Linked DNA regions of Homo sapiens: region 2 is linked to region 1. Evidence: chromatin loops called from intact Hi-C (ENCODE). Cell type or tissue: gastrocnemius medialis. All regions are shown on one strand. Links, peaks and the distances in the headings refer to the core of each region. The heading gives the core; the rest is flanking DNA.

Region 1 (4,399 bases), core at 248-4,247:
TCTTGAACTCCTTAACTTAGGTGATTCACCCACCTCCCAAAGTGCTGGGGTTACAGGCATGAGCCATCGTGCCTGGCCAAAGCTTTTGTTTTAGTAAAACATGAACTCGATTTGTTCTAAGTATAAAAGTAGTTATAGCCAAGAGCTTTAGGAAGTTATATGGCATCTGTTGATGGTTAAAAGACATGTTAGGCAGAAATCCTTGTGGTGCTAATTGATTACCTTTACACTCCCTTAAGTCTGGAAAGAACTTTAACCAAATGGCATTCTAAAGACATGTATGCTTAGATACTGCAGTTATCTGTTACATGACTGAGAACGTGGGATTAAAAAAACAACAACACACAAACGCATTCACTCAAGACAGTAGAACTAGTCCACAGCAAGCAAATAATGTTTTAGGTGTAGTAAAGTATCTGCCTTTTTGCAAAGTAACTTTTGTTGTTCAGTTGCAGTCCTGGTGTTAGCTACCCAAGCTGGCTGGACATTGTGTCATCTGAGTTTCTTTCTAATTCACTTGTTCTTGGTTGGAGTGTTGTGTAGTTAGTAAAGCTCGCAGGTGTTTCTGATACAGCCAGGATTGAGAACCACCATGTATTCCCTCATTCCCTTTTGAGATAGATTGACACTAGATATTGTGCCCCCCCAAGGGTAGATTTTTACGATGAATAACACTACTCCTCACAGTTGAGGAAGTAGGGACTGTTGTGAAAATCCTGGCTTATCAGAATGGCAACGAATACTTAGCAGTGACTGAATGCCTTGAGCTATTCGGAGAGCTTGAAAAGTTTTGACTGGGCTGGGCGTGGTGGCTCACACCTGGAATCTTAGCACTTTGGGAGGCCGAGACAGGTGGATCACCTAGAGGCCAGGAGTTCAAGACCACCTTGGTCCAACATGGTGAAACCCCATCTCTACTAAAAATACAAAAATTAGCCAGGCGTAGTGGCAGGCATCTGTAACCCCAGCTACTCAGGAGGCTGAGGCAGGAGAATCGCTTGAACCTGGGAGTTGGAGCATGCAGTGAGCTGAGATCACGCCACTGCACTCCAGCCTGGGCGACAGAGTGAGACTCCGTCTCTCTCTCTCTCTCTCTCTGTCACACACACACACACACACACACACACACACACACACACACACACAAAGTTTTGACTCATTCAATCCTTTTAACAATTCTATGAGTAAGGGACTCTTGTTACTCACATTTCTCAGATGAGGGAAACGGGCAGAGAGAGGTTAAGTCATTTGCTCCAGCTATGTCCAGTCTTCACTGTTAATTCCTAGGCTCCATTGCTTGTACTGAATGAGCTGATGCTTCCTTCATATTTGTAACTAATCAGCTCACTGAGCGGATTTTAGAAGCTCTAGCATTTCTACTGCTCCAGCATTTGCTCCGCAGTTACGTTGTTGTCACTTGGGCTACAGCATCCAGTAGACTGATGTTCAGGGCTCTCCTGCAGACTGCTGCTGCCCGTGGTAGCACAGCCCAGCTGACTTGACCTATCCCCAGAGCTCTTCTTCACCTCTACACCCCTGCCTTTGTCCTGAGTTAATAATATAACATAACAGTAAAAACAAAAATATTTTGTGGTCAGTTTTCTAGTTACTGGGTTTAATGACAACTAGCCAGTTTAGCTTATATATATTCACTATAGTATTTCCTTTAGTTCTATGTGCTATGTTTACTGTGATCATAGTAAAATTATTTTAAATACTTGATTGGGATTAGAACAGGGCAGCCTCTTATATATAACTTAATTTTTTTACTAGCAAGTTTAGAAATTTACCAGCAAGTTTATAATTTTTTCTAGCCAATGTATGAGCTTATAAACAAAACAAAAAACTCTTTAGTTATGTAAGAGAACTGAAGGGAAATTACAGTGCTATCTTCACCACTGCAAGAGGGTAGGTGCTTGTATAAGCTTTTAAAAATGGGCATGACTTGCAAGGCTATTTTAGTTGCATGGAGAAAGCCATAGATCACAATGCAGTTTCCAACCATACTGCATTGACTTAAAAAAAAATACCCTGAGAGATAAATAATTAAACAATATGGGATGCATTTCATAGAATCTTCAGGATTACATGCTTATTTTCTCACGAACACTGAGTTTATTTGAATTTTGGATTATGTATATACTGTCCCTGTGCTCCATACGAAGTTTCCATTAAGAATGTGTTCTTGCTTTAATGATGTGCACTCCTGTTTCCCTCTGCAGTGAACAGGAATTACCAAGCTTGTGCTCGTTGAGTGCTCTCTGCTGGTGGCTTTGGGTTTTAATATCAGTAACAGATCCACCAGTGAAGTGTAGACGAGAACTCAAACTGGAAAGTGAAAGGAGCCCAGCTCCCAGCCTGCGGCACCCTTCCACTGTGAGCCCAGAGTGCGATTACAGATGTCCCCTAAAGAAGTGCCCCCATCCCTGGTCCTGCATCCCTGCGGTGTGCTCAAGCCTGCAGTTCCTCCGCTGCATCGCCGTGATCAATACTTGAGCATATTTTAAAACACAGTGTACTAGAATGATGCCAGATTTATGAAGTGATTGAGCTTTTTCCCTAGGCGGGGAACAAGCTGTGGAAAATGGGAAGTTTAAAAGTCTTCTGACATCATAAAGCTGAGATTAATTACTATGATCTGATTGATATCTAATACATTTTGGTTTTTCAAACAGAGTTTGAAATAATTGGTGATATGAGCTCAAAGAAGTTTATGATCTTATCAGAGGTGACCTTAAAATTTGGGGAGTCAGAAACAGAAGTCAAAGGCACTATGCTTCTTTAAGGAAAAAAGCAATCAGAAATGCATAATAAACATAGTGACTTTGCTTCTGTGTGTCTCTCTGGCTGTTTCAGCCATCATTGGTGGCCTTTTTCTCGTATGATTTTACTGGATACATGTAAATCAAAGGCATCCTCTAACCTTTCAAGTCAATATATGATTTCTTTTTTGTCCCCCAGACAGAGCCTCGCTCTGTTGCCCAGGCCTCCTAGGTTCTCCTGCCGCAGCCTCCCAAGTAGCTGGGATTACAGGCATGTGCCACCATGCTTGGCTAATTTTTATATTTTTAGTAGAGACAGGGTTCTTGCCGTGTTGGCCAGGCTGGTCTTGAACTCCTGAGCTCAGGTGATCTCCCACCTCAGCCTCCCAAAGTGCTGGAATTATAGGTGTAAGCCACCGTGCCTGGCCAATATATATATTTTTGTAAAAATATGCTTTCATTAGGGAAAATTTCAAATATACTACAATTGTTAAGAGAATAACATACCTCCATGTACCTGTCACCCAACTTCAGCAATTCACATTTTTGGCCAATCTTGTTTCTTCTGTACCCTCGCACTATTTCCATTCCATCATTTTGAAATAAATCTTAGATATCAGATAGTTACACTGGTAAATATTTCATCATGTTCAATATATGTATTTGTCAAAAAGGAATATTAAACTAATATCCTGCCTTCTGCCTCACTTTCTAAAGAAGATACTGTGTTTTGAAAGGTGGCTTACAAAATGCTTTGTGATATTCTAAATGCTGAGGCAAAATATATGAAGTTAAATGTTTTTGAGATGAAGGCTGTCAACAGCTTTCGGAGCATAGGCAAGAAGATTGTGGGGCAAGTGTGCGCAGGAAGTGTGAGGCCCAAAGTGTCCTGCCCTGGAGAGTGAGACGGAACATCCCCAGGGAGTACCGTGCTGAACATCAAGCCTGATCTTACCCTGCTGTCACAGGAGATTAAGTGGCCAGGCTGGTTCTTCAGTCCTCATTTCTCAAAACACATACATGGATGTTTTCTATGATTATAGTTTATAGTGACCTTGTGCAGAAGCATTGAGCCAGTTTATTATTAAAACTTGGACTAGGTAAACTATAATTTGATTTCTGTACAGGCGATAACCACTGGAGATAGCAAGAGTGAATGACAGTGTGGTGACGGGCAAATCTTATTTGTTACTGTTTAGACAATCTATATATACATAGATAAACAGTCTATATATATACATAAAACAACAGTATATATATAAAAATATATAAATATATGTCTCAAAAATATATATTTTGAGACAGGATCTCACTTTATCACAAGGCTGGAGTGCAGTGGCACCATCATGTCTCACTGCAGCCTTGAACTCCCTGGGCTCAGGTGGTCCTCCTACCTTAGCCTCTGGAGTAGCTGGGACTACAGGCACGTGGCGCCATGCCTGGCTAATTTTTGTGTTTTTTATTATTATATTTTTTTAGAGATGGGATCTCACCATGTTGCCCAGGCTGGTCTTGAACTCCTGGACTCAAGCGATCTGCCTGGTTTGGCCTCCCAAAGCTCTAGGATTACAGGCGTGAGCCACTGCACCCAGCCTGTTTAGACAATATTAAAGCCATTGTTTTTCTAGTGTTAGAGT
Region 2 (4,399 bases), core at 231-4,230, 230 kb before region 1:
CAAAGTGGTGGAATTACAAGCATGAGCCACTGCGCCCTGTCTGATAATTATTTTAAACCAATACCATGGAAATTGAATATCTAAGAGCAAACTTGGTTTTAAAAAAAATAAACATAGTCCAGATGCGGTGGCTCACACTTGTAATCCCAGCACTTTGGTAGGCCGAGGTGGACAAATGACCTGAGGTCAGGAGCTCAAGACCAGCCTGGCCAACGTGGTGAGACCCCCATCTCTACTAAAAAAAAAACAAAAAATTAGCCCGGTGTGGTGGCGCATGCCTGTAATCCCAGCCGCTCAGGAAGCTGAGGCAGGAGAATCTCTTGAACCTGGGAGGCGGAGTTTGCAGGGAGCCGAGATTGTGCCACTGCACTCCAGCCTTAGCTGGAACAAGAACGAAACTCTGTCTCAAAAAAAAGATAGATAAACATAAGACAAAAACCGAGAGAAAATACTTCTAGATACTTCTAGTGGAAATAAAATTTGGAGAGGTTCAGGAAGGCCTCTACTTAACTGAGAATGCTCTTCCCTCCTCTTGCCTCCGGGATCACCCTGCTCAGCACTGCGCGCACCTAGTCTATTTCCATGTGCAGGGCTAAATCAGGCATTGTCCTTGTGCTTTTGATGTCGTGGTGGACAGGATGGCTCAGGGGTCTCAGGACTGAGCAAATGGCTAAGGGTGGAGGAAGTACTCAAATGACTGATAAGACCAGCTAGAAAAAGTTAGCAAGGGATATAATTAATGAGGTTTTGGGTATTTGTCCCCAGAAATCTAGTCCAAAGGGCATACTTAGCGTTTAATGAGTGAATTAAAGTTGAAACATAAAACTGCGTATTAGGCTGGGCACATTGGCTCAACAAATCTGTAATTCCAGCACTTTGGGAGGCCAAGGCAGGAGGATTGCTTGAGCCCAGGAATTTGAGGCCAGTCTGGGCAAGAGCAAGACCCTGTCCTATTAAAAGAAAAAAAAAATTTAAGTAGCTGGATGTGGTGGTGTGTGCCTGTAGTCCCATCTACTGGGGAGGCTGAAGTAGGAGAATCACTTGAGCCCCGGAGATCAAGGCTGCAGTGAGCTAGGATCACACCACTGCATTCTAGCCTGGGCGTTGGAGCAAGACCCTGCCTCAAAAAAATAAAAATCAATTAAAAATCAACAAAAATTAAAAGTAAAAACGCATATTATACCAATAATTAATGTGACTCATGCATGAAATTCACACATAATGTGTATAATGGTAATGTTACCGGAAAGGGGTCCCAATCCAGACCCCAAGCGAGGGTTCCTGGATCCAGCACAAGAAAGAACTCAGGGCAAGTCCATAGAGTAAAGTGAAAGCAAGTGTATTAAGAACGTAAAGGAATAAAAGAATGGCTACTCCATAGGCAGAGCAGCACCAAGGGCTGCTGGTTGCCGTTTTTTTTTTTTTTTTTTTTGAGATGGAGTCTCGCTCTTTTGCCCAGGCTGGAGTGCAGTGGCACAATCTCAGCTCACTGCAACCTCCCAAGTTCAAGTGATTCTCCTGTCTCAGTCTCCCAAGTAGCTGGGATTACAGGCGCCCACCACCACACCTGGCTAAATTTTGTATTTTTAGTAGAGATGGGGTTTCACCATGTTGGCCAGGCTGGTCTTGAACTCCTGACCTCAAGTGATCTGCCCGCCTCAGCCTCCCAAAGTGCTGTGATTACAGCACAGTAAGCCACCACGCCCAGCTGGTTGATCTGCCCGCCTTGGCCTCCCAGAGTGCTGGGATTACAGCGTGGTAAGCCACCGATCCCAGCTGGTTGCCTATTTTTATAGTCATTTCTTGATCATATGCTAAACAAGTGGTGGATTATTCATGAGTTTTCCAGGAAAGGGGTGGGCAATTCCCGGAACTGAGGGTTCCTCCCCTTTTTAGACCATATAAGGTAACTTCCTGACATTGCCATGGCATTTGTAAACTGTCGTGGCACTGGTGGGAGTGTCTTTTTAGCATGCCAATGCATTATAATTAGCATATACTGAGCAGTGAGGACAACCAGAGGTCACTTTCGTTGCCCTCTTGGTTTTGGTGGGTTTTGGCCGGCTTCTTTACCACAGCCTGTTTTATAGCAAGGTCTTTGTGACCCGTATCTTGTGCTGACCTATCTCATGTTGTGACTTAGAATGCCTACCCTCCTGAGAATGCAGTTCCTAAAATAGGTCTCAGCCTTATTTTACCCAGCCCCTGCTCAAGATGGAGTTGCTCTGGTTCAAACGCCTCTGACAGTAATAAATACAATTTTCCGATCCATAGGTGAAAATCATTTGGCAAATTAATAATAATGATAATCAGCTGGGGAAGGGGCAGAAGCAAATAAATTAATTAATTAAATAATGATTCAGCTGTAGATAACCAACACATAAATCCACACAGACTCTTAGAATTTGGCATAGTTTATTTGTATTTGTGAAAATCATAGCTAAAGCTGTATAAGTACATAAAGGTTCACTTTATCATTTGAAGAATTGTCCTATTATGTTTTTGGTTTTTTTTGAGACAGCGTCTCGCTCTGTCACCCAGGCTGGAGTGCAGTGGCATGATCTCGGCTCACTGCAACCTCCGCCTCCCTGGTTCAAGTGATTCTCCTGCCTAAGCCTCCTGAGTAGCTGGGATTACAGATGTCTGTCACCATGCCTGGCTAATTTTTTGTATTTTCAGTAGAGACAGGGGTTTCACCATGTTGGCCAGGCTGGTCTCGAACTCCTGACTTCGGGTGATCCTCCAGGCTCAGCCTCCCAAAGTGCTGGAATTACAGGTGTGAGCCACAGCACCGGCCTTATTATGTTATATTTTACTCTCAAAAAATAAGACTATAGTCTTTTGAATAAAAAAACACTTCAGAAAAGTATTTCTTTCCTCTTTGAATAGATCATATCTGACTGTGTGCTTTTAATGTATTTCAGTATTATTGCCATGTGAAGTTAGATCTGAATAAAAAAGAACTGTCATTCCCCAAGATATAATATACAAGATAGAAAATTACTGTCTTTCTGCCTTTATACTGACAGACAATTACTAAATGAAAGGTCTGGGATTTAGATTTTACTTCATTTTCTGCAGTTGTCATGAAAAGCAAACGTCTATTTTCATTTTGGAAATAGGATACATTTAAAAAATCAGATTAAAAGATGCATATGGTTGAAACCGTGTGTAGCTTCAAACACTGGAGAATATTCTTAATGTAATGTTTTATTCTTCCTCATTATTAGCTTCCATTATCAGATATGAATGAAAGGAAAGGAAAATTTCTGAAAATTACTTTTTCAGAAATGATGTTGCCAGGCGCAGTGGTTCATGCCTGTAATCCCAGCATTTTGAGAGGCTGAGGCAGGCAGATCACTTAAGACCAAGAGTTTGAGACCAGCCCGGGCACTATAACAAGACCTTGCCTCTACTAAAAAATAAAAGAATTAGCTGGGCATGGTGGTGTGTGCCTGTAGTTCCGGCTACTTGGGAGGCTGAGGTGGGAGGATCGTTTGAGCCCAGGAGGTGGAGGCTACAGTGAGCCATTATTACACAACTGCACTCCAGCCTGGGCAACAGAGCAAGACCCTGTCTCCAACAAACAAGCAAACAAACAAACATAGTCAATGCTACATGAAAAAATTCGGACACTCTTGGTCATCTAAATTAATGGCAATTCCATTTTTCCACTTGCTCAGGTAAAAAACTTTGGAATCATTCTTTTTTTTTTTTGAGGCAGAGTCTCATTCTGTTGCCCAGGCTGGAGTGCAATGGTGTGATCTCATCTCACTGCAACCTCTGCCTCCCGGGTTCAAGCTGTTCTCATATCTCAGCCTCCTGAGTAGCTGGGATTACAGGCGCCTGCCACCACGCCCGGCTATTCTCATGTCTCAGCCTCCTGAGTAGCTGGGATTACAGGCACCTGCCACCGTGCTCTGCTAATATTTGTATTTTTAGCAGAGATGGGGTTTCTCCATGTTGGTCAGGTTGGTCTCAAACACGTCGGCCTCCCAAAGTGCTGGGATTACAGGCGTGAGCCACCACGCCCGGCCTTGGAATCATTTTTTTTTTTTTGAGATGGTTGTCACCCAGGCTGGAGTGCAGTGGCACAATCTCTGCTCACTGCAAGCTCCGCCTTCTGGGTTCACGCCATTCTCCTGCCTCAGCCTCCCAAGTAGCTGGGACTACAGGCACCCGCCACTACACCCGGCTAATTTTTTTTGTATTTTTAGTAGAGATGGGGTTTCACTGTGTTAGCCAGGATGGTCACGATCTCCTGACCTTGTGATCCACCCGCCTAGGCCTCCCAAAGTGCTGGCATTACAGGCGTGAGCCACTGAGCCCGGCTGGAATCATTCTTAACTCCTTCCTTTATTGTGAGATAAAGACATCCTACATCCAAATCCACCAGGAA

The links. A loop is a pair of places that touch in the nucleus more often than their neighbours do. Peaks named below come from ENCODE experiments on the same cell type or tissue, not always from the same donor. Only the 100,000 strongest peaks of a DNase experiment are listed, where the experiment ranks them.
Region 2: a loop joins it to region 1, with 3 times the contacts of the local background. A loop is called at or near these places in 22 of 110 quality-filtered maps.

The regions. Positions count from the first base shown.
Region 1 is chr10:34,721,853-34,726,251 of GRCh38, reverse strand. The region is part of intron 1 of PARD3 (par-3 family cell polarity regulator); the gene reads left to right. Among named protein-coding and RNA genes, the nearest start is that of PARD3, 91 kb to the left of the region's middle. In gastrocnemius medialis, for the core only: a CTCF peak has its summit at 2,267 (motif pointing left); no DNase peak of the experiment used is centred there; H3K27ac peaks cover 308 bases.
Region 2 is chr10:34,949,148-34,953,546 of GRCh38, reverse strand. No RefSeq gene overlaps it. Among named protein-coding and RNA genes, the nearest start is that of LINC02635, 22 kb to the left of the region's middle. In gastrocnemius medialis, for the core only: no CTCF peak of the experiment used is centred there; a DNase peak (open chromatin) is centred at 1,820.